Regions from separate parts of the Homo sapiens genome. Here all the other regions are linked to region 1. Evidence: read pairs that join two places in POLR2A ChIA-PET (ENCODE). Cell type or tissue: A673. All regions are shown on one strand. Region 1 overlaps SLC22A11 (solute carrier family 22 member 11). Region 2 holds the start of KCNK4 (potassium two pore domain channel subfamily K member 4). Region 3 holds the start of MIR7155 (microRNA 7155).

The links. Peaks named below come from ENCODE experiments on the same cell type or tissue, not always from the same donor. Only the 100,000 strongest peaks of a DNase experiment are listed, where the experiment ranks them.
Region 2: POLR2A ChIA-PET joins it to region 1 with 11 read pairs; 2 of 35 experiments call an interaction of 5 or more read pairs at or near these places.
Region 3: POLR2A ChIA-PET joins it to region 1 with 11 read pairs; 2 of 35 experiments call an interaction of 5 or more read pairs at or near these places.

What each region holds. Positions count from the first base shown.
Region 1 is chr11:64,562,029-64,570,028 of GRCh38, forward strand. SLC22A11 (solute carrier family 22 member 11) reads left to right here. Exons shown (of 10, transcript NM_018484.4): 3 at 1-130; 4 at 239-407; 5 at 2,280-2,400; 6 at 3,194-3,309; 7 at 5,571-5,785; 8 at 6,642-6,750; 9 at 7,624-7,830. Among named protein-coding and RNA genes, the nearest start is that of SLC22A11, 10 kb to the left of the region's middle. RefSeq lists an enhancer at 2,786-3,755. In A673, a CTCF peak has its summit at 3,538 (motif pointing left); a DNase peak (open chromatin) is centred at 4,723; H3K4me3 peaks cover 451 bases; H3K27ac peaks cover 983 bases.
Region 2 is chr11:64,287,980-64,295,979 of GRCh38, forward strand. It overlaps GPR137 (G protein-coupled receptor 137), which reads left to right. Exons shown (of 7, transcript NM_001170880.2): 4 at 86-235; 5 at 361-489; 6 at 624-742; 7 at 1,058-1,515. The coding sequence ends at 1,217. It overlaps KCNK4 (potassium two pore domain channel subfamily K member 4), which reads left to right and starts at 3,323. Exons shown (of 7, transcript NM_033310.3): 1 at 3,323-3,587; 2 at 4,963-5,228. The coding sequence starts at 5,040. It overlaps KCNK4-CATSPERZ (KCNK4-CATSPERZ readthrough (NMD candidate)), which reads left to right and starts at 3,743. Exons shown (of 11, transcript NR_133662.1): 1 at 3,743-3,806; 2 at 4,963-5,228. In A673, no CTCF peak of the experiment used is centred here; no DNase peak of the experiment used is centred here; H3K4me3 peaks cover 992 bases; H3K27me3 peaks cover 3,873 bases.
Region 3 is chr11:64,341,882-64,349,881 of GRCh38, forward strand. CCDC88B (coiled-coil domain containing 88B) reads left to right here. Exons shown (of 27, transcript NM_032251.6): 8 at 113-258; 9 at 413-494; 10 at 641-799; 11 at 1,298-1,444; 12 at 1,626-1,734; 13 at 1,897-2,033; 14 at 2,116-3,276; 15 at 7,450-7,577; 16 at 7,670-7,787. MIR7155 (microRNA 7155) reads right to left here and starts at 23; the gene lies at 1-23. RefSeq lists a silencer at 876-1,170. In A673, CTCF peaks have their summits at 732 (motif pointing right) and 2,133 (motif pointing left); a DNase peak (open chromatin) is centred at 790; H3K4me3 peaks cover 487 bases; H3K27ac peaks cover 452 bases.

The sequences.
Region 1 (8,000 bases):
TGGTGCTGCCTGCAGTTGGCCGTGGCGGGCACCAGCACCATCTTCGCCCCAACATTCGTCATCTACTGCGGCCTGCGGTTCGTGGCCGCTTTTGGGATGGCCGGCATCTTTCTGAGTTCACTGACACTGAGTGAGTCCCCGGCTCAGCGCGCTCCTGCCATGGGGGCGGGGGTGGCAGGAGAGAATGGGGCTCAGGCCGCCGCATGAGGCCTCACCTGCACGTGTCTGCATCCTTCAGTGGTGGAGTGGACCACGACCAGCAGGAGGGCGGTCACCATGACGGTGGTGGGATGTGCCTTCAGCGCAGGCCAGGCGGCGCTGGGCGGCCTGGCCTTTGCCCTGCGGGACTGGAGGACTCTCCAGCTGGCAGCATCAGTGCCCTTCTTTGCCATCTCCCTGATATCCTGGTCAGTATGATGTGGGACCTTTTCCTTAGGAGACCCAGGGTGGGAGGGGGACTCTTCACTTTCACCTCTCTGGCTGGCAGTAGGTCCAGAGACCTGGAGTGCCACAGAAGGGCCATGGCATGAGCGGCACCCTCGCTAGGGAGGGACATTGGTGATTGGCAGTCCTGGGCTAAGTGTTGCAGCCCGAGGTCCGTGGCTCCCATCCAGCCCAGACAGGCCAAGATGGGCTGGCACAGCATTGGCTCAAATGGTGATTTAAAAAATACATTTGTAACTAGTTGCTAACATTTAAAAATCAGAAGATTTTCAAAAACAAACAAAAACAGTATTTTTTACCTTCTTTGGAAAAACTGGAAGATCCAGGGGCACTGGGCTGAACTTCGGCCACAGTGGAAGCGGCCGCTCTCCCGGTCCCCAAGGCCCCACTGCCGCTGTCCCCTGGGCTGAGGCTGTGAGCATCGTCCTTCCTCAATACTTGCACCAGCCCCCACCCACCAGCTTCACTCCTTCACATACAGTGCGGACCAACATTGGATATGAAAATAGATTGTTGTCACTACAATTTTAGGGGCCGCAAAAATCCCTAAGGTCTGGAAATCCCTCCTTGGGTTGGCACTGAGGAAGGAGACACAGACAGGTGCAGAGGGTCTTAGGTGCTGGGGACACACAAGTGAACAAAACAGGCAAAAACCAGTGGCCCCGTGGAGCTTACGTTTCATACACAGATCAATAAGTGAAGAGGAAGGCCATCCCATAATTACAATAATTAGGCCATCCCCGCCACGCTGATCAGGTGTGTACCAGGTGCAGTTTATAACACTAGGTGCGTATTAACACACCTTCTAATAAGTAAGATGATGCGATTACCACCATTTTCAAATGAAGGACCGAGACCTAGAAAGGTTAGGTCACTCACCCAAGGTCACACACAGCCGGTGAATGCCAGAGGCAGGATTTGAACCTAGGCAGGCTAACTCTTCACCACTACGTCAGACTGCCTCCAGAAGTCCTTCTTAGCTTCCCTGCAAACAGGGCTGAGAGCCGGTGGGTTGGGCAGATCCTGTGCCTTCCACCAGGAAAGTGTTTCTCCTGGCCCACCTGCCCCTGAGGTTGGGGAGAAATAGACTGGTTTTATAAAATCACCTGGTTCTGCCTGGGGATATTTTAAATGTGCTAAAAAAAAAAAAAAAAAAAAAAAAAAAAGGCCGGGCACAGTGGCTCAAGCCTGTAATCCCAGCACTTTGGAGGCTGAGGCAGGTGGATCACAAGGTCAGAAGATCAAGACCATCCTGGCTAACATGGTGAAACCCCATCTCTACTAAAAATACAAAAAAATTAGCCATGGTGGTGCACACCTGTAGACCCTGCTACTCAGGAGGCTGAGGCAGGAGAATCACTTGAACCTGGGAGGTGGAGGTTGCAGTGAGCCAAGATCGCACCACTACACTCCAGCCTGGGTGACAGAGTGAGACTCCATCTCAAAAAAAAAACAAAAAAACCCAGCACCAAGTGACCTTTCTATCCTAGAAATAGCCCCAGAATCACTGGTGAAGCAGCCAACTCTAGGGACACCCATGCCCAGGCCACCTGTGCCCTGGCTGTGTGCAGGGCTCAGGTGGGCAGGCCCCGGGCAGCCAGGCGAGCCAGATGGAGGTGGCTCGCTTGGGAAGGTGGGCGGCCAGGCATTGGGACTCAGCTTTATTCTGAAACCGCTGGGGACTGCCAGGCTCCTGGCTGGGCAGCAGCGGCACAGAAGCATGTGCTTCCTCATCACTCATCTCAGCTGGAGGGTCCGTGCCCACTGCCCCTTTCCACCCCGCCCCGGGGGAGAGCCCAGCGTGCACTCCCAGCTACACACCTGCCTCCTTACAGGTGGCTGCCAGAATCCGCCCGGTGGCTGATTATTAAGGGCAAACCAGACCAAGCACTTCAGGAGCTCAGAAAGGTGGCCAGGATAAATGGCCACAAGGAGGCCAAGAACCTGACCATAGAGGTGAGATGCTGCTGTCTGCGAGACTTGACCTGGGACAGGACGTGCACTGAGGGATCATCCGTGTGGCCTCCAACAGCACCACCCACTCCAGCACCACCTCCACCAGCACCACCACCAGCATCTCCACAGACACCACCAACACCTCCATCACCACCTCCACACAGACACCACCACCACCACCACCAATCCCGATACCATCACCAACAGCACCACCACTGTCCACACCCACCATCACCTTCACTGCCATCACTCCATCACCACCAGCACCACCAATACCATCACTAACCCCACAGCCACCATCTCTGCAAAACATCTCCACCACCTTCACCACCATCGTCACCATCGGTAACAGCACCATCATTATCAACAGCACCCACACCGTCACCTCCATCACCCACCACCTCCACCTGCATGTAGCACGCACCCACCTCATGGGGGTTCTCGATGTGTCTGGGGAAACAGAATGTGTTTATTTGAAGGTAGCTGCTTTCAGGAAACAGGCGCTGCCAGAGATTAGAGTGAAGATGGGGTCGGAGGATAAGGGAAGGCTTCCAGAAGGAGGCAAGCTAGAGCTGAGAGGACCAGGGCTGAGTCAAACCTGCAGAAGAGCCAGGGCCTGGAGAGAACCTTTTCTGCCCCATCCCCTCCCCTTCCCCTAGGGATCCAGCTTCCAGAGGCCGAGGCCCAGGACAGGCTCCCCGTCACTCTGGCCACTTGGACACTGTTCTCTGGCACAGGGGGTGGGGCAGGGCCATTGCCCTACCATTCACGGTGCCCCCATTCTCCCCGGAAGGTGCTGATGTCCAGCGTGAAGGAGGAGGTGGCCTCTGCAAAGGAGCCGCGGTCGGTGCTGGACCTGTTCTGCGTGCCCGTGCTCCGCTGGAGGAGCTGCGCCATGCTGGTGGTGAAGTACGCCGTCCTGGTGTCCCTCCCCAAGGCAGGGCTGGGACAGGCAGGAGGCAGAGCTGGGACAGGCAGGAGGCAGAGCGTCCAGGGGAAACAGCACCCGCAGGCCTCAAGGGGGTGCATTTCTGTCTGGGACAGGACGCAGACAGCCCCAGCAGGCAGGAGTCCTGGCAGGCAGCAGAGAGGGACTATGCACAGGTGGGATCTGGAGGCTGCCATCTGCAGGAAGCCAGAGGAAAAGGCAGCTCTAGGCTGGGGGTCCCAGGGTCCCAGGGAGGTCCCAAGACAGAGGCAGAGCCAGGGTCCCTAGAGCCAGGGGACCAGCCACGGCCGAGGAGTACCACTGTGTGTCATCGTTAGAGACTTACCACTTTCCTAGAGACCATGGCCATGCTCCTAGAGGGTGAACCTGCATTCGCTGACCCCTCCATGCAACCCCACTTCACTGATGGGGAAAGAGGATCCCAGAGGGGTAAGGAACAAGCCCAAAATAATAGAGCCTGCATTGGAACCGGGCTGAGCTAACACTTGGCTTACCGGCACTGTCACTGCCAGGGCCCGCGCGACCAGACCCTGGCCCTCCCCGGGACCCAAGGTCATCTGGGCCCAGGAAAAGGCCCTTAAAACAAATTCAGTTCCGGTGACATCCAAAAGAGCATATTAAAAAGCAAGGACCAGTCAGGCGCGGTGGCTCAAGCCTGTAATCCCTCACTTTGGGAGGCTGAGGCAGGAGGATCGCTTGAGCCCAGGAGTTCAAGACCAGCCTGGGTAACATAGTAAGACCCTCTCATCGCTACTAAAAATCAAAAAATGAGGCAGGAGGATCACTGGAGCCCAGGAGATAGAGGCTGCACTGAGCTGAGATTGTGCTACTGCACTCCAGCCTGGGCGACAGGGCAAGATTCCGTCAAAGGAAAAAAAAAAAAACCTAAGGACCTGGTTTGATTGGGACTTTTATCTTGAAATAAAACTGAAGTTTAGGAAAACGTTTCTTTTATGCTATATTTAACCACATATGGGTTATGATGGCAAATACTTGCTACATCTTAGAACAAAGATAGATCAAATGCCTTTTTTAAAAAACTTCAATTTTTTTCTGATAAATCAGAAGGAGTGCTCTCACTGCAAACACCCGGGACCAGTTTTTTTTTTTAAAAAAAAAAAAAACCTTCCAGGATTCCTCAGTTCTCCCAGGGGCCGGCTCTGCAACCTTTGTTATTCAAATCAGAGGCTTTGAAGCTGGTGACCTTGTGGGTTTTCCTGTCTTGTTAACCCAGTTGTTATCTGTCCAAGGCTCCAGTGTCGGCCGCTTTGAGCACCAGCCCAGTGACTCTCACGTCACTCACATAAACTTCATGAAACACCGCGGCTTGTGCGATTTTACTCTGATGTTGTTGGGCTGGTGTTGTCCGATGTTTATTGGGTGATGCAATCAGGTGACGCCTAAGGGGAGGGCTGGGAGGAGCATCTGGGTTAAGCAGGGAGAGCACAGATTTTAAACGTGGCCGAGAAGAATTTTACCTTGCAGCCAGTTGTGGATCCAAATCCCATCTCCAAACCATGAGAATTTAAATACCGTAAATTCAGCTACTCGTGAGCCAGTGGGGTGGGGGAGTGGGCAGAAAGCAGACCCTGAGATGGAGAAGGGAAGGCAAGGGGAGATGCAGCCACAGCCTGGGCCCAGCCCAGCCCCTGGGAGCGTGGGAGCTGGGGCCTTTCTGGGTGGTCCCTCTGCCCCATGAACCAGTCACAGGCTGCTCTCCCCAGAGAAGGGGCAGCACTCCCAGGGGCTGGGGGACAGGCTCTCCATCCTGAATGTGGTCTGGGCAATGCAGCCCAGGGTCTCCCGAGAGGCCCTGTCCTGCCATGATTCCCATCTTCCAAGAGAAAGGCACAGTGTGACTGGTTATCAGAATCAAAGCCAGAGAGGGCTAGTCCGGAAGTGAGGGGCAGCTCAGAGGCCCCCGAGGGCAGACTTGGTCCCAGCCAGAGAGGCAACGCCCCAGCGCATCGCTGCCCCTGACACAAAGCCTGTGTGTGAAGGGATGGTGGAGCCACCCTGCCTGCCCTTTCCTGGAAGAGCCTGACGCTGGGGTTGTGTCCTGAGTTTGGCAGGCTTCTGGGATCGCTGGCCGAGACAAGCCCAGGATTGTCCTCCGGGGTTGGCCATGTCCTCCCAGGCAGCTCCTGGTGGGAGGTGCTGTTGCTGTTGGGGTGCCCTCTCCCCGGCAGGGCAGGGACCTGACTTCCAGCCTTGCCCGCAGTTTCTCTCTATTGATCTCCTACTATGGGCTGGTCTTCGACCTGCAGAGCCTGGGCCGTGACATCTTCCTCCTCCAGGCCCTCTTCGGGGCCGTGGACTTCCTGGGCCGGGCCACCACTGCCCTCTTGCTCAGTTTCCTTGGCCGCCGCACCATCCAGGCGGGTTCCCAGGCCATGGCCGGCCTCGCCATTCTAGCCAACATGCTGGTGCCGCAAGGTGAGGCAGGCGGACTGGGCGGTGGGACCGGGCCCTGCTTCCCCGCCCACCCCACTGCTCTGAGCGTGGGGCCACATCCCCTCCCTGGCCCCAGGAGCTGCCTCCCTGTTTTCTTTCTGAATGAGGGAGGCTATGAGGACCTGGAATCCCTCTCTGTGTCTCCTTTTATTGCTGAGGGTGGGAGACTGGGGGAAAGGGACAGGGCGGCACGTCGTGCGGTGGCGGCAGAGCCGGGAGGAAGGCAGGAGGCTGCCTTGCGGCTGGCAGAAGGCCTGAGCGGGGACGGAGGCGGCCGGGGCCCTGCAGGCTGCAGCGAGAGCCCAAGCTCTGAGCGCGAGCAGCTGCGAGGAAACTGACAACGGCGAGCACCTCCCAGCAGTTCAGGCACCTCCACGGAGCAACGCGTTGGGGAGGCCAGGCCTGCGGCCAAAAGGGGGCCCGGACCTCCGCCTCCAGGCCAGGGCTTCTGCCATCCCCACACAGGCAGGCTGGCGGGCAGCAGGAAGGCTGCTGTGGACCGGGCCCGGCGCTCTCTCCGTCATAGCAAGAGGCATCTCGGGACCCTAGGAGCCGCGGTGGGGGGCATTCTTTCAGTGCAGCCTCCACGGCCGGCCAGGCTCAGCTACCCTAGACCTGGCTGGGTTTCTGCCTGTGCCCCTCGGGCCCCTGCCGCGATATCGCATCCTATGCTCTGTCCCCCAACCCCAGCCCTGGGCAGCCCCGCACCAAGCCAGCAGGGCCGGGGACTTGTAGGGAGCCCAGGGTCCCCTCTGCTCCAGGCTGGCTGGCCGCACACTGACTAGCCCCTGGGTACCCTCCAGGGCAAACCCCACTCTCACCCCCTTCCTGTACCCAGATTTGCAGACCCTGCGTGTGGTCTTTGCTGTGCTGGGAAAGGGATGTTTTGGGATAAGCCTAACCTGCCTCACCATCTACAAGGCTGAACTCTTTCCAACGCCAGTGCGGTAAGCTGGGCTGCAGGCCATGCCCCAGGGCCAGCAGGGCCGTCCTGAGAGGGCGGTGGGAAGGGAAAGAAGGGTCTGGCAGCCAGGGAAATGCAGCCAGGGCCGCTCAGGGTCCCCCCCAGGACAGCTCTTCCCCTTGAGAGTCTCGACCCAGACAGAAGCAGTACAGTAGAGCCCTGGGGACATCTGGGCCTGTGTTTTCACACCATTTTGAGCCACAGAGTCATCTGTCCAGATGGAATCTTATAAGAATCCTGATTAGGAGACCAAGAGCTGCCCTGGTAGCAGTGGGGACCCTCAACTCACTTCCCACCACTCCTTCCCTGCCCCAAGAGAGCCCCAAGTCACCTCCTTGGAGCCCAAGGGCATCATAAAACACAAATGGAAAACCAGTGGTCTAGAGTCTAGGCCACCCCCACATTTGATATTTGGGTAAACTGAGGCTCGGGGTGAAGGACTGGCTCAGCAGAAGGGTAGGACTGGACTCCAGCTCTCCAGACTTTTAGCCCAATGTTCTTTCCACCACTCACTCATTTCTCCATATTTTAATTTGTTGTTTGGACAAGCATTTATTGATTTTGTTGATATCGTATGGAAAGCCTGAGTTGGGAGCTCAGTGGCCTAGCAGGAGTATGGAGAAGCCCTTAAGTTGCCCAAGAGTGGGGAAAATGAGGTGGGCCCTAGAGATTTCCCCTGAAACACTAGATGCAAAAATCTGGGTGGGCTCCGTGGAGGAGGTGGCATTAGAGGAGGCCTTGAGGAGGGCAATTCCCTCAGCCCAGCTTTCCTTCCCCTGGCATCTGTGAGCCCAGGATGTCTTCCTGCCACAGGGCCAGCTGTTACAGGGATCTGGGCCCTCCCCTTCACCCACAGGATGACAGCAGATGGCATTCTGCATACAGTGGGCCGGCTGGGGGCTATGATGGGTCCCCTGATCCTGATGAGCCGCCAAGCCCTGCCCCTGCTGCCTCCTCTCCTCTATGGCGTTATCTCCATTGCTTCCAGCCTGGTTGTGCTGTTCTTCCTCCCGGAGACCCAGGGACTTCCGCTCCCTGACACTATCCAGGACCTGGAGAGCCAGTGAGTGACCTGTGATCCCTGGGCATCGGGCTGGGCTTCCTCCTGGGCCAAGATGGAGACAGGCCTGGGCTGCCCAGGGCAAAGGCTCAAGAGTACCAAGGCCTGTGTTTCTGAAACCATTTAATCTTTCCAACAATCCTGCCAGAAATGTATTATTACTATCCCCATAC
Region 2 (8,000 bases), 270 kb before region 1:
TGGGTCTCTCGGCAGCGGTTCTCAGGGTGTAGAGGAAGCTGGGAGCCTTCTCTCCCTGAGGGTCCTCTGTTGTTACCTGTGCCAGGGGACCAGTGTGTGCCAGGCGGCCGCGATGGGTGGCGCCATGGTCCTGCTCTATGCCAGCCGGGCCTGCTACAACCTGACAGCACTGGCCTTGGCCCCCCAGAGCCGGCTGGACACCTTCGATTACGACTGGTACAATGTGTCTGACCAGGTGGGCATACGCATGTCTGCCACCTCCTTAGTAGCCGTGGCACCTTGGCCCCAGCTGGCCTGGGCCCTGTCCCACTACCCCTTTGGCGTGACTGCAGACTGGCACCAGCCCCTGCCTTCCCACAGGCGGACCTGGTGAATGACCTGGGGAACAAAGGCTACCTGGTATTTGGCCTCATCCTCTTCGTGTGGGAGCTACTGCCCACCACCCTGCTGGTGGGCTTCTTCCGGGTGCACCGGCCCCCACAGGACCTGGTAAGGGTCTGCTCCCTCTTCTGTGGGGCCAGTGGAGGGGGCGGATGTTGCAAATCCTGGGTTGGAGTCTGGGGTTGGGCCTGGGAGGCCAGTGCAGGACAGGAGTAAGTATCGATGATGGCTTCCTCCCCCAGAGCACCAGCCACATCCTCAATGGGCAGGTCTTTGCCTCTCGGTCCTACTTCTTTGACCGGGCTGGGCACTGTGAAGATGAGGGCTGCTCCTGGGAGCACAGCCGGGGTGAGAGCACCAGGTAGGAGCCGTGGCACTGCCTCAGTACCCCTGCCCTACCCGCCCACCCCGCTGGCTCCATCAAGCTATGGGGGACCGAGATAGCCGGGTCTTGCCTTCCACCCCTGCCATGGCCTTTGCTTCCCCATCTGTACTAGGTGAGGTCCCCTGGGTTCCTATTGCTAAAGCCTCCACCTCTTGCCTAGAGATGTACTTTGTCCTGGGCCCCGAAGGTCTAGGTCACAGGGGTTCTGTTCTAAGCCTGTCTTCCTCCTGCAGCTCTTGTGACTGTGGCCCTGGTCACTGTCCTGAGACTGACCCTGTTTCTCTGCTGCAGTATGTCGGGCAGTCTAGGCTCTGGGAGCTGGTATGGTGCCATCGGGCGTGAGCCGGGCTGGTATGGGGGCAGCCAGACGAAGACCACTCCTCTGCTCTTCTCCCAGGTGCCAGGACCAGGCGGCCACCACCACAGTCTCTACTCCACCCCACAGACGTGATCCCCCTCCCTCCCCCACAGAATACCCAGGCCCCAGTCCCCCTCACCCTAGGCCCCTGTGCCAAGTTTGTCTGCCGCTTCTTGCCCAGGATCCTGGGGGTCGTGGCTACCCCCTCCTCTGGCCGGCTCCTTGCTGCTCCTGTCATAGTGAGCTTGTGCCGTCCCCCTAGGATGGGGGGCATGGCCCTGGCTGCCAGATGCCCACAGCACCCTGGCATGACCTGCCACCTCTGCTTCCACACCGGAGCCAGCTACCTCTCCTGTGCCTGCCACTCAATAAACAGTGTCTGCGCCCCACAGTTGTGCACCTGTCTGTCATCTGCCTTGTGTTCCTATCACTTTTGCCTGTTTGGCCTAAGGCTGAACAGACACTAGCCCTTGAAGTGGGCTGCTAGGCTGGGCAGGGGTGACTTACCCCATCAAGGCTGGTGGGCTGGGAGAGGAGGGGCCTGCAGTTTGCAAGGGAAGGAGACCACACAGGCCTTTGTTCTCAAAGCTCTCCTGGCCCAGAATTGCCCCACTACCTCCAGATCCCTCTCCACTTGAACAGTTGCTACTCTTTCCTCAAGACCTGCGTCAACTGTTACCTCCTTTAGGAAGCCTTCTGTCTCCTGGTCAAGGGACATGGCCCCTCTGCTGGGCCCCACAGCTCCACATTACTGATTATGTGGCCATTGAGGTTCTTTGTTTTGTTTTGTTTTTTGAAGCAGGGTCTCACTCTGTCACTCAGACTGGAGTGCAGTGGCACGATCATGGCCCACTGCAGCCTCAACCTACCAGGCTCAAGCAATCCTCCTGCCTCAGCCTCCCGAGTAGCTGGGAATACAGGCACATGCCACCATTCCTGACTAATTTTTTAATTTTTAATTTTAGAGGTGGGGTTTCACCATGTTGCCCAGGCTGGTGTCGAACCCCCGGGCTCAAGCAATCCACCCACCTCAGCTTCCCAAAGTGCTGGGATTACAGGCATGAGGTACCATGCCTGGCAGCTTCTGAGTCTTAACCCCAATGGATTAGACTTTCTGGAGGCCCTGTTTCCCTATCACCACCCCAACCTGGTCTTTAGGAGTCAGGAGTTAGTCCAGGGCTTGCTGGGGAGTTGGCGCAGTGACTGAGCAGCCCCCATCTTCCTACCAGGGCGTGGGTTTGCCCAGATGTACAGGTGGTCCCCTAGCTATGCCCTCCCGTTAGCCCTCTTCTCCACTGTCCTTAGTAGCATAGTCACTGCCCTCTGCTTCCATGGCCCTGGCAGGTCTGTCTGATGGCTAGGAGTCCTTTGCTGGAGGGTCTGTCCCCTGCCCACATAGGTGGTTGTCCCAGCTTTTCAGAGTTCCCTTGGCTTATCACTGGGCCTGCTTCAAAACCCTTTACTTGGGACCATCCTGGGCACCAGGCCCTCAGGGCCTCCAGAGAGGGCATCTGAGACTCATAGAGAATCAGCTTGAAGCTGGACAATCACTTTTTGTTGAAATAAAAACTGCTAACGTTTGTGGGGCACTTTATTGTGTGTGCCAGGCTCTGTTTTGAGGATTTCTAAACACTGGCCTCCTTAATGCCCAGAACAGCACCCCGAAGTGATGATTAATCATCCCTTTTCTGTAAGTGGGAACAGGGAGACTCCAGAGTTTGGTAACCTGTTCAGGTTCCCTACCAGTAGCGGGTGGTCAGCCTCAAAGCCCAGGCTGAAAGCCATCCAGCATGAGGGCTGAGGACCCCAGCAGGCACCAGAGGGTCTTTGGAGAGGTCACAGGTTGTCAAGTGGGTGAGAACAGGGCGGGGCAAGTTCAGGACCAGCCAGGGCCTGGGTGTTCAGGCAGTGGGAGAGTGGATGCTGGCACCAGTGCCATGCTGGGATCTGCAGGCAGCTTCAGCCACAGCCTTCCGGGGCTGATTTCTGGGCATGGAAGTGAGAACCAAAAGCTGGGGCAGGGAGCACCCTGGAGGGATAGCCGGGGAGCAGGTAGAGGGCCAAAACCTGGAGTGGGGGCAGGAGGTGCTCCAGCAGCAACTCCCCCAGAGGTGGGTCCCAACCTCCACGTCGGCCAATTCCAGGTGGCCCCACCGGGTTTCCCCCACCCCTTTGTCCCGCGGAGCCCCTCCCTCATGAGTGCTGAGCCCAAGGGCCAGGCTGTCCCCAGGGGCGGAGAGTTGCGGACCCTTCCCGATCCGGTAATGGGCCTGGGAGATGCCAGATTAGCGTGGTGCCTGTCCGGAGAGACGGGCCAGCTGATGCCCAGGTCGGGGCCCTGCCGCTGGCCACACTGGGCTCCGGTCCAAGGCTAGAAGGCTGGCCCCTGCTGCAACCCCTCTCCGGCTCCTCTGCCACCCACCTCCCGGGGCTGGCCGGCTGTGGGGAGCCAGGCGGCCGCAGGTAAACGGCTTGGGGCGGCGCCGGCGGCGAGGGCGCTGCACGGAGGGAAGCGCGGCGCCGGAGGGGTTAACCGCGGGAGGAGGGGGGCTTCTGCCGGCGGGAGGGGGGTCCCAGCCCCGGCGGCCGCCCGCTCCGCCCCTGCCGCCTCCGCGGCCCAGTCGGCACCGGCGAGGCCGTGCTGGAACCCGGGCCTCAGCCGCAGCCGCAGCGGGGCCGACAGTAAGTGCGGTGCGGGCTCCGGTGCGCGGGCAGGACTCAGGGGCAGGGACGCCCCAGGGGCGACTGGCCGGGCGGGGTGCCCACCTCTCGCGCGTGGGCGCCTCCGGGAGTGGTGTGGCCGCCGGTCCCGCCGCCCGCCACGCTCCGAGGCGTCGCTGTGCGGACGCGGGGGAGGCGGTGGGAGCGAGCTGCGGGCGCTGCGCGGTGGCCCTGCTGTCTGGCGTGTGCACGCTAGTGTCCACACACGTGTGCGTGGGCTCTGGGTGCCCTGGCGCGGCCGGCACGCCCATGGGGGCCGGGGATGCCGGGGCGTCTGCGGAGAGTGCAGGTGGGGTGCGTGCGTGCAGCGGGGCGGCGCGGCGCTGCAGCCTCGGGATGGAGCGTGGGCGCGCGGGTCTTTGTGCCCGCGCTTGGCGGCGCGTGCCGGGGCGTGTGTGCGCGTGGGCGCCGCCGCCCGCTGTCTCGGACTGACAGCTGTCTCGGGGGCTGTCGCCCCGGTGTGGCCTTTGCGGACCCCCGCCCCGCTTTTTCCGGGAACTGGGCGTCCCCAGCACCCCTCCTCGCCTGGGTGCGGCGGCCGGGACCCGCCCCTGGGTTCCTCGAAAGCCCGGCGGGGCGCGGGGGCACCCTGGAGGGCCAGCCAGGAAGCAGGGCGAGGCGAGAGGGGACGGAGAAGCCGCGGAGATGCTGTCACAGCCGCAGCGGGCGAGCAGGGACCCACCATTCCCCTGTCCCCGCCTTGCGCTGTCCGGCCTCTCCTCCGGGTTTCCCTTCGGACGCCTCCGAGCCCCCTCAGCCTCCTCCTCGAGGGCCAGCTCCCCGCACCCCCACCAAGCTCCACACATTTCCTCGCTCGCCCCGCTTCCCCCTAGGCAGGCTTAGGCTCTCTTTCGGCCTCCCACTCGCCTTCCTTTCCCTTCTCGGTGCCCTCCTCTCTTTCCTCACCCGGTAGTCCCAGACAGGGGCTGAGGGCCGGGCAGCGGAGGTAAGGGGAAGGCTGGAGATAGGAGGGGGACTGGGTGTGTCCAGCCAGAGGGATGTCTGTGGACAGTGCAGCTGGGGGCTTTATGGATCTTTGGGTGTGTAGGGGATAGAGGAGGAGGGTGTGGGTGTCAGGCCAGCTCAGTGACCCCAGCATCCCTGGTTTTGCCCGCAGTGACGACAGCTCCCCAGGAGCCCCCCGCCCGGCCCCTCCAGGCGGGCAGTGGAGCTGGCCCGGCGCCTGGGCGCGCCATGCGCAGCACCACGCTCCTGGCCCTGCTGGCGCTGGTCTTGCTTTACTTGGTGTCTGGTGCCCTGGTGTTCCGGGCCCTGGAGCAGCCCCACGAGCAGCAGGCCCAGAGGGAGCTGGGGGAGGTCCGAGAGAAGTTCCTGAGGGCCCATCCGTGTGTGAGCGACCAGGAGCTGGGCCTCCTCATCAAGGTGCGTGGGTGGGCCGCAGCCCCTTCAGCTGTCACCCATCACCCCTGGCGCTAGCTGTGTGCCAGTGAGGCCCTGTGCCAGTGCTGCTTTCAGATCAGTATCCCTGAGGACGGGTGCAGTGGGAGGCTGTGGGACAGAGGCTGGGGACCAGGTCTCTGTGTTTTCAATAGGGCAACTGTGGGGTCATTTGTTTTCCTGGAGAGCCTGGCACAGGACTGTGCACCTATAATGTCTCCTTCAGGGTGTGATGGTGGTGGGATGAGGGGGAAATGAATGAATGAATGAATGGCCATAGCGCATGGGCTATGTTACATTTGCACAGGTCTCACTCACCGGTCTAGATTGCCACACAAAATCCAAGACTCTCATTTAAACATGAATTACAGTTAAACTGCAAATGCCTTTTTTTTTGAGACGGAGTCTCCCTGTGTCACCCAGGCTGGAGTGCAGTGGTGTGATCTCAGCTCACAGCAACCTCCGCCTCCCAGACTCAAGTGATTCTCCTGCCTCAGCCTCCCAAGCAGCTGGTATTACAGGGATTCATCACCACACCCGGCTAAATTTTGTGTTTTTAGTAGAGATGGGGTTTCACCATGTTGGCCAGGCTGGTCTCAAACTCCTGACCTCAAGTGATCCACCCGCCTCGGCCTCCCAAAGTGCTGGGATTGCAGACATGAGCCACCACACCTGGCCCACAAATGCCTTTTTAATACAAGTCCATCCCAAGCAATATTTTTGTTTGCTAAATCTGGCAACCCTACCTACACCGGTTCCCATACTTTTCTTGGAGTCATGTGCCTTAGAAAAGCCCAAGAACATGGTGAACACACCCCCTCCCCCTGGAAAAGTGTGCATATGAACATGTGCAGGTGATTTGGGAGGGTTCCAGGATCCATGCCACCAGGAATGCCAGGTCAGGTGCCCCTTCCCCCAGCATGCATGCTTACCATGTGGGGAGAAGGGGGGGTGCGTCAGGGTTCCCTGAGGCACTTCTGGTCAGACTCCAACCATAGACTCAAGAAAGTGTTGGCCGGGCACGGTGGCTTATGCCTGTAATCCTAGCACTTTGGAAGGCTGAGGTGGGTGGATCACCTGAGGTCAGGAGTTCAAGACCAGCCTGGCCAATGTGGCAAAACCCCATCTCTACTAAAAATACAAAAATTAGCCGGGTGTGGTGGTGCATGCCTGTGGTCCCAGCTACTCGGGAGGCTGAGGCAGGAGAATCGCTTGAACCCAGGAGGCAGAGATTGCAGTGAGCCAAGATCACACCACTGCACTCACTCCAGCCCAGCCTGGATGATCGGTCTCAAAAAAAAAAAAAAAAAAAAAGAAAGTGTTGGGCTGCAGCCTTCTGGGATACAGTCAGGCAGGCACGTCTGTTACTTTTTCTGATTTCGGAGTCACTGTCATACAAAAAAATTAAGATTTAGCTTTAATAAATTAATGTCTATTATTTGAAATTGAAGAGTACCCTTTGTTCCCTGCCTGTTCTTTGTGGAGAGAGGGGCCATTGGCACGGAGGCCTCAGTGTTCCAGCAGATTCTCAAGGCAGCAGGACTCAGGGCAGAGATGAGTGTGGGGTGGGGTTGGGACACAGACCACCCGACAGCATCTCTGACACTTACAGAATGCCAGTGGAGGCTCAGAGAGGCGTGGGAAGAATGTATCTGGCCAGACCACAGGGCAGAGAGAGGGAGGGAGGGAGGGAGGGAATCTGACCTAGTTTGTCTTCACAATGGAATTGCTTTTTTCCTGGATAAGAAAAAGGAAGAAAAGGAGAGGCAGGACCTAGAAGGGTGGGTGACAGCCGCTTTATTTCTCTTCCACAGTAGGATTCACTCCCTGAATTAGTTGTGCAGCAACTGTGCACCTACTGTGTGCTAGGTGCTGTAGTGTTATATGCCAAGGGGATATTGGAGTGGATCAGACACAGGGTCTGCCTTGGAGGGTGTCACATCTAGGCAAGGGGAGAGATCCATGGTCAGACAGATCACTGTAGGATTCAGTGGAAAGGAAGTTTCCCTCTTTCTGTTAAGCACCAATTGTGCTAGACCTTGAGCTAGGGGCTGGGGACAAGGATGGAGATGTCAGGGGCCTGAGGGATGACCTGGTGATTGAAATACACCAGGCGAGAGGGGTAGAGAGTAGAGACGAGGGGCAAGAGATGCCCATGTGGAGAGACAGCATGGGCAAAGGCGTGGAAGCTGGAAAGTTCCGGAGCATTTTGCAGAACCTGGAGTTAGCAGATGCCTAGTCATTTGAAGCAAAAATTAGAACACACAGGATGACAAAGGATTTTTCCCTTAAGTCGTGAATTTATTGGAAAAGTGTTGCAAAATACACATTAAATCACTTTTAATTAGCTATTTCGCTTCTTGCTTTTATTAACAGTTATTACAGGAAATGGAATCATCTCAGAAAATCTGGGGGGAAGGTTGCTGTAACATGGGGTGCCAAATTGGAGTCCCAGGGAGAAGACTAGGGGAAGGGGGGTGGGGACCAGTTTGAAAAAAGGAATGCTGGTCTGGGGTGTTTAGGCCTGCAAGGAGTGGGGAGCCATGGAGGGTGTTGAGCAGCCACTTTAGGAAGATTAGTTTGGACTAAGTCTTGCTAATGAGGACTTCAGTCAGGGGGCGAAGAGGTGCTTTATGATACGCCCCACAGACACCATTCTGGTACCTTGACACTGCTGCTTGGGGAAGAGTCTCTCTGACTTCCTCTCACCTAGGGCAAGCACTCTCAAAATAGTCCCTGCCCATGGGACCTGCATGC
Region 3 (8,000 bases), 220 kb before region 1:
ACCAGATGGCCCAAGACCCCAGACCACAACCCCATGTCTGGTGTTGTGGTTGGGGGTCGATGTGCAGAGGCATTGGATAAGTTAGTCCTGACCCTTGACCCCTGACCTACAGCGGCTGGCTGAACTGCTGCTGGAGCGAGAACCCCTCTGCTTGAGGCCTGAGGCTCCCTCTAGGGCTCCCGCCGAGGGCCCCTCGCACCATCTGGCCCTGCAGCTGGCCAACGCCAAGGCTCAGCTGCGGCGTCTGCGGCAGGAGCTGTGAGTGTGCGCAGCCTGGGAAGGGGACTGAGTGGAGAGGGGCAGATTAAGCCTGGATGGGACCCTAGCCCTGGTGGCTACGGGAGGGGTCAGGCCTGGGAAGGGCTGGGGGTTGTGGGCCCCCAGACCCTCCCTAGACTCCCCTTCCCTCCAGGGAGGAGAAGGCCGAGCTGCTGCTAGACTCCCAGGCCGAGGTGCAGGGTTTGGAGGCCGAAATAAGAAGGCTCCGCCAGGAGGTGCGCTCACATGCTCCCCGCCACCGCGGCATTCCCTAACCTCCCCGCACCCGGTCCCATTGCCTCCCTCCCAACCCGGCTCCTTCCCGTCCCTAATCCCTCTGGCCCGCGGCTGGCTGTTCCCAGCTCCACACCGTCTGGCCCAGGCCCAGGCGCTGTCGGGACAGGCCAAGCGGGCCGAGCTGTACCGCGAGGAGGCAGAGGCGCTGCGGGAGCGGGCCGGCCGCCTGCCCCGCCTGCAGGAGGAGCTGAGGCGCTGCCGCGAGCGGCTGCAGGCGGCTGAGGCCTACAAGAGTCAGCTGGAGGTGAGGCGGAGACGGAGCCGCGGGGCGGGGCGTGCGCGAGGGGGCGGGCCAGGAGGAGGGGCGAGATTGGGTCCCGAGGGCAGAGAGGCAGGTTCTCTGGAGGGGACAGTCACAGGTGGAGAAATGGGTGAGGACAAATTCAGGGAGGTGGCGTCTGGGAAAGGGCCTCCAGAGGATGGGGCAGGTGTAGGGGAGTGGGGGGGCTGTGTAAGTGATGCAGCCTTGGAAGGAGGGCTGTTCCCGGGGGGGAGGGGCGGGGCATGGACAGAAGGGCGGGGCCTGCACAAAGGGCGGGGCCAGGGGCGAGGGAGAAAGTACCTGAAGAGATCTTGGTGGGAAGAAGATGGAAGGGAGTGGCGGGGCCTAGAGACTGATGGGGTGCAGGGTGGGGGAGGGAGGCAGGGTCTGTGACAGGCTGAGGGGAAGGAGTTTGGGACCCTCAGGCGCTGGAGTGCATGGGGGCTGCGTGGCTACCGGTTCTCCCTGCTCTCCCACCAGGAGGAGCGGGTGCTCTCGGGGGTGCTGGAGGCGTCCAAGGCGCTGCTGGAAGAGCAGCTGGAGGCTGCCCGAGAGCGCTGCGCCCGGCTGCACGAGACCCAGCGCGAGAACCTGCTGCTGCGAACCCGGCTGGGCGAGGCCCATGCGGTAAGGTAGCCAGAGTGATCCCACTTGGGTTGCCCCGTCACCCCATGACCCCATTGATTCCCTAGTGGTCCCTAGTGATTCTTGCAACCTCTGCTCTTGGTGACCTCTAGTGACCCTCCGACCTACACACTCGGCCTGGCCATGGTGTGGAGGGCTTGTCTGACCCTTCCCTCACCCCCAGGAGCTGGACTCTCTGCGGCATCAGGTGGACCAGCTGGCTGAGGAGAATGTGGAGCTGGAGCTGGAGCTTCAGCGGAGCTTGGAGCCACCTCCAGGATCCCCTGGGGAGGGTGAGGGACCCCACTGGAAGGGCTGGGGTGGGGGCTTCCTATGCTTTCCAGCAGTGTACTGGGGAGAGCCTCTGACTCCCTCCCTTCTCCCAAGCCTCTGGGGTGTGTATGTGAGGAGCCAGGCAGTAAAGGAGGGGTCCTGACCTCATCTCTCATCCTCAGCACCCCTAGCAGGAGCGGCCCCCTCGCTGCAAGATGAGGTGAGGGAGGCAGAGGCTGGGCGGCTTCGGACCCTTGAGAGGGAGAACCGGGAGCTTCGGGGGCTGCTTCAGGTGCTTCAGGGGCAGCCAGGGGGCCAGGTAAGTCCCCTCCCCCAGGGTCCTGGCCGGCCCTTCCCCTAGTCCCTCCCTGGGCCTGACTGTCCCTCTCGTATGCCCTCAGCACCCCCTGCTGGAGGCACCGAGAGAGGACCCTGTTCTTCCAGTGCTGGAGGAGGCTCCCCAGACTCCTGTGGCCTTCGACCACAGCCCTCAGGGCTTGGTTCAGAAGGCAAGGGATGGAGGCCCCCAGGCCTTGGACTTGGCTCCCCCGGCATTAGACTCAGTGCTCGAGGCATCAGCTGAGTGTCCCCAGGCACCTGATTCAGACCCACAGGAGGCAGAGAGTCCCCTTCAGGCAGCTGCCATGGACCCCCAGGCCTCAGACTGGTCCCCGCAAGAGTCAGGCTCTCCTGTGGAGACACAGGAGTCCCCGGAGAAGGCTGGCCGTAGATCCTCTCTCCAGAGCCCTGCCTCTGTGGCCCCACCTCAGGGTCCAGGGACCAAAATTCAGGCCCCGCAGTTGCTGGGAGGAGAGACAGAGGGAAGAGAGGCTCCCCAAGGCGAGTTGGTGCCTGAGGCCTGGGGGTTGAGACAGGAGGGCCCTGAGCACAAGCCAGGGCCTTCGGAGCCCAGCTCTGTGCAGCTGGAGGAGCAGGAGGGCCCAAACCAGGGCCTGGACCTGGCCACGGGACAAGCAGAGGCCAGAGAGCATGACCAGAGGCTGGAAGGGACGGTCAGGGACCCAGCCTGGCAAAAACCACAGCAGAAGTCAGAAGGGGCTCTTGAGGTCCAGGTCTGGGAAGGCCCAATCCCAGGGGAGAGCCTGGCCAGTGGTGTCGCAGAGCAGGAGGCCCTCAGGGAGGAGGTGGCACAGTTGAGGAGAAAGGCTGAGGCCCTTGGAGATGAGCTGGAAGCCCAGGCCCGCAAGCTGGAGGCCCAAAACACGGAGGCTGCCCGCCTCTCCAAGGAGCTGGCCCAAGCGCGAAGGGCAGAGGCCGAGGCCCACCGGGAGGCAGAGGCCCAGGCCTGGGAGCAAGCCCGGCTGCGGGAGGCAGTGGAGGCTGCTGGCCAGGAGCTGGAGTCTGCGTCCCAGGAACGGGAGGCGCTGGTGGAGGCGCTGGCAGCAGCGGGCCGGGAGCGGAGGCAGTGGGAGCGTGAGGGGTCCAGGCTGCGGGCCCAGTCGGAGGCCGCCGAGGAACGGATGCAGGTGCTGGAGAGCGAGGGCCGCCAGCACTTGGAGGAGGCTGAGAGGGAGCGCCGGGAGAAGGAGGCCCTCCAGGCGGTAGGTCAGGTTGGGGCTCACCGCTGGGGTTGGGAAGCAGAGTTCCAGGCTGTTGGGAGTTACTGATTCCATCAGCAGCTGTTCAGTGGGTGCCCAGCACTGAGCTGGGGCTGGAGATAGAAAGGCCAAGTCCACCCCTGCCTTCCAAAGGTGTGCCTGGCCTGGGGCACAGAGCCATGTCCACTGTGTGATGGGGGCGCTGTGGGAGGGGGTGGGACTGCCTAGTACACATCTTGGCTCTCTGGCTGCAGCAGTAGACTCACCTCCACCCCAGGCATCCTTCTGTAAAACAGGGGTACTATTCCTGGCCACCTGGGGTGGTCTTAGGAGGACCTTGGGAGACAGTAGCTGTAAAGGTCTGGTTCATGCTGGCAAGGGTATGTTGTAAGTGTTCAAGCACTGGTTATTCAGAGCCAAGTGCTACGAGAGCCCATGGGAGGGTGAGCTGATGCCCAAGTGGAGGCAAGGAGGCTTTAGGAGGAGTGACCATAATGTCACTAGGTGGGGAGGACATTTTGTCCAGAGGGAATGGCATGTGCAAAGACAAAGGCATTAAAGACGCTCAGGGGCTGGGTGTGGTGGCTCACACCTGTAATCCCAGCACTTTGGGAGGCCGAGGTGGGTGGATTACTTGAGGTCAGGAGTTCTATACCAGCCTGGCCAACATGGTGAAACCCTGCCTCCATTAAAAATACAAAAATCAGCCAGGCGTGGTGGCAGGCACCTGTAATCTGTTACTTGGGAGGATGAGGCAGGAGAATTGCTTGAACCCGGAAGGCGGAGGTTGCAGTGAGCTGAGATTGTGCCACTATACTCCAGCCTGGGCGACAGAGCGAGACTGTCTCAAAACAAACAAACACCATCCAATGAAACAACAACAAAAAAAGAATGCTCAGGGCCCAGGAGGAAGGGATGATGAGGGCCAGCTTTGAATGTGTTGGTCCTCCCTCCCCAGGCAGGGAAAGCCAGGGTAGAACTGTGTGGGGCTGCGCTTGAGGAGGGTCACCTTGGTGGACAGGGGAGCTTGGGGCTATCAGGACGCAGTAGCCATGGTGTAAGTGGCAGAGGAAGCTGACTAGGGAGGCATGGGAGTGGGTGTGAGAGGAGGACTGGACACTTTTTTCTTTTTGAGACAGAGTCTCCCTCTGTTGCCCAGTCTGGAGTGCAGTGGGGTGATCTTGGTTCATTGCAACCTCCGCCTCTCAGGTTCAAGAGATTCTCCCACCTCAGCCTCCTGAGTAGCTGGGAGTACAGGCACACACCACCACGCCTGGCTACTTTTTGTATTTTTTTTTTTTTTTGAGACGGAGTCTCGCTCTTTCGCCCAGGCCAGACTGCAGTGGTGCTATCTCGGCTCACTGCAAGCTCCGCCTCCCAGGTTCACGCCATTCTCCTGCCTCAGCCTCCGGAGTAGCTGGGACTACAGGCACCCGCTCCCGCACTCGGCTAATTTTTTGTGTTTTTAGTAGAGACGGGGTTTCACCATGTTAGCCAGGATGGTCTCGATCTCCTGACCTCGTGATCCACCCGCCTTGGCCTCCCAAAGTGCTGGGATTACAAGCGTGAGCCACCGCGCCCGGCCAATTTTTGTATTTTTAGTAGAGATGGGGTTTCATCATGTTGGCCTGGCTAGTTTCTTTCTTTTCTTTTCTTTTCTTTTTTTGAGACAGAGTCTCCCTCTGTCACCAGGCTGGAGGCGTGATCTCGGCTCACTGCAACCTCCACCTCCCAGGTTCAAGCGATTTTCCTGCCTCAGCCTCTCGTGTAGCTGGGACTACAGGTGCATGCCACCATGCCCAGCTAATTTTTTGAATTTTTAGTAGAGACAGGGTTTCACCATGTTGGCCAGGATGGTCTCAATCTCTTGACCTTGTGATCTGCCCGCCTCGGCCTCCCAAAGTGCTGGGATTACAGGCGTGAGCCACCGCACCTGGCCAACACACTTTTACTTATTCATTTAAACATGTTTACAGGCATCTTCTTGGTGCCAGGCCCTGTACCAGGCTCTGGGCACACAGCAGTGACCACGAAGCTAGCAATCCAGTGTTTGGGCGTGGCTTCAGCTTCCTTCCAAGCTAAGGAAGGGGTTAGGGCTTTTGCCATGGGGGATTGGGCAGCCACTGAAGGCTCCCCAATGGGCAAAGTGAGCAAAGTGGTCAGGTCTGCGTGTGAAAAGGCGCGAGGAAGGGTGTTTGGGCCAATGGGCCCCAGTGCTAGGGGACCTGTGAGATTGCAACACAGGTAGGAACTGAGTCATCCTGCACAGGCAGTTTCCAGTCCCATTTCTGTACAGACAAGGACCCTGAAATTCAGGGAGGAAGAGTAATTTGCTCAGAGACCCATTATGAGGATGGGGGGTGGGGAGAACACTGCTGGGTAGACATGGGGTCAGGCGTTGTGCAAGACAGGCCCAGGGTAAGGGGGTTCTGGCGAATGTGAGAGGGAAGGTGAGAGACCATCTCTGGGGTCCACTCTGTGGGGTGTGGCTGAGATGCTGTCTAGCCGGGCGACCTGCCTACTTTCCAGCTGTGTGGCTTGGGGCAAGTTACTTAACCTCTCTGAGTCTCAGTTTTCTCACTTGTAAAACTGGAATAAAAATTGTACCTGCCTTGGCTGGGCACAGTGGCTCACACCTGTAATCCCAGCACTTCGGGAGGCTGAGGTGGGCGGATGACCGGAGGTCAGGAGTTCGAGACCAGCCTGGCCAACATGGCAAAACCCCAACTCTACTAAAAACACAAAATTAGTCGGGTGTGGTGGCACGCACCTGTAATCCCAGCTACTCGGGAGGCTGAGGTAGGAGAATTGCTTGAACCCAGGAGGCAGAGGTTGCAGTGAGCCAAGATCGCGCCACTGCAGTCCAGTCTGGGTGACAGAGCAAGACTCCGTCTCAAAAAAAAAAAAAAAAAAAAAAAAATTGTACCTGCCTCACAGGATCCTGTAAGATAATGAGCGTAGGGAGCTTGGGGCAATGCCTGGCACCTAGAATGGACCTGTTCCATGGGAGGGAATGGCAGCAGGTAGGCAGTGAAGGTGAGGGTAGGGCTGGCGGGCTGGAAGAGCCGGCTCCAAGGACTGAGAGGGTGGGGGAAGCTAGGGACAAAGGGGGAATTTTGTGAGATTTCCTGGTTGGAGCAGGAGAAGGTGGCTGGCCAGGGGGAGGTCAGGGAACCAGGGGGTCTCAGGTTGTCCACTGGGTGGGGAAGCCTCCCAGGCTTGGGGGAGGGGGTTCTAGGAGGGCTGTGGCCAGGGCCCGGAGGAGGGCAGGGCAGGGGCTGGGCGGGAGGTTCTATTCACCGTGCCTCCTACCCCAGTACTTGCGCTAGTGGCTGTCAGCCAGCCAGGCAGCAGTGCCTCATCGGACTTGTAGTTTTTCAGGGAGAGGTGGTGGCCAAGAGTGTCAGGAGGTGCAGTGCCCCTTGGGCAAGGCCTAGGTGCAGTTATTAAGCCAGGAAGGTAGTTTTCAGCAGCAAGGCTTGTAGGCTTGGTTTCCAAGGCAGGATTTGGCTGGCAGCTGGTCATGGGCAGCTGTCCCCGAAGCTTCATCCTGCCAGGCCCCCCATGTGGCAGAATGGTTTGGTCTCCCTCCCTCTGGGGCACACAGGCCAGAATGGGCCTCCCGTCTCCTTCCAAAGTGGTGCAGCCCAACCGCCAAAGGCCACAGGTCACCTAGCTGGCAGCATCCTGGCGCCCCCTGCCCCCCCAGCCCCCACTGTCAGCTCCTGACTTCCTGTCCCTCCAGCCCTCCGTGGCCTTTTCCCTGTAGCCAAGGTCTCTCACCCGACCCACCTCTGCTGAGCCTCTCTAGCTGTCTCGCTGTCACATGGCTGGGGTGGCAGCCCACCGGGCGCATCCACCTTTCACTGCGCACATGAAGAACCGTGGGCTCAGAGAGGTGACGGCACTTGCCCAACATGTGTCACCTACCGACTCCCAGCCCAGGGGCCTTCCTCATGCCCTGCCAGGCTTACAACACCCAGCTCTTTCATGCCCAATTTCAAGGGCCCCAGGCTTTGCTCCCATTTTATAGATGGGGAAGTAGAGCCCAAAGGCTTAATGATACGTGCCCAGGATGGCAGGTCAAGGACAGAAAGGCAGCTCTCTTGACTCTCAGGCCTCTGTCTCCGGCTGTCTCCTGCCCCCTTGCCCTGAGCCTGCTCTGCTTGCCCTCAGGAGCTGGAGAAAGCTGTGGTGCGGGGCAAGGAGTTGGGGGACCGGCTGGAGCATTTGCAGCGTGAGCTGGAGCAGGCGGCTCTCGAGCGCCAGGAATTTCTGCGAGAAAAGGAAAGCCAGCACCAGAGGTGGGGACAGGGCTGAGGGGAAGAATGAGGGAGGCAGGGGTGTGGTGGGGCGAGGGTGGGGTGGGGCTGGGTGCTAAGGATTCTCCTGGCAGGTACCAGGGCTTGGAGCAGCGGCTGGAAGCTGAGCTGCAGGCGGCGGCGACCAGCAAGGAGGAGGCGCTGATGGAGCTCAAGACCAGGGCCCTGCAGCTGGAAGAGGAGCTGTTCCAGGTGATGCCTGCCCGCCTGGGAGCTGGGGGCCATGCCACCCTGCCCTCCATCCCATGAGCAGATGCCAGGGTCATCTGTCCTCCTAGTCTTGCCTCTGGATTCTTGGCTAGCTACTTGCCTCACTCCCCATGTGGGGCCTGTTGGAGAGAGCACTGTGCTGGGAGTCAGGTGGCCGTGTTGACTTATCTGGGGTCTCATTTTCCCCATTCTGCA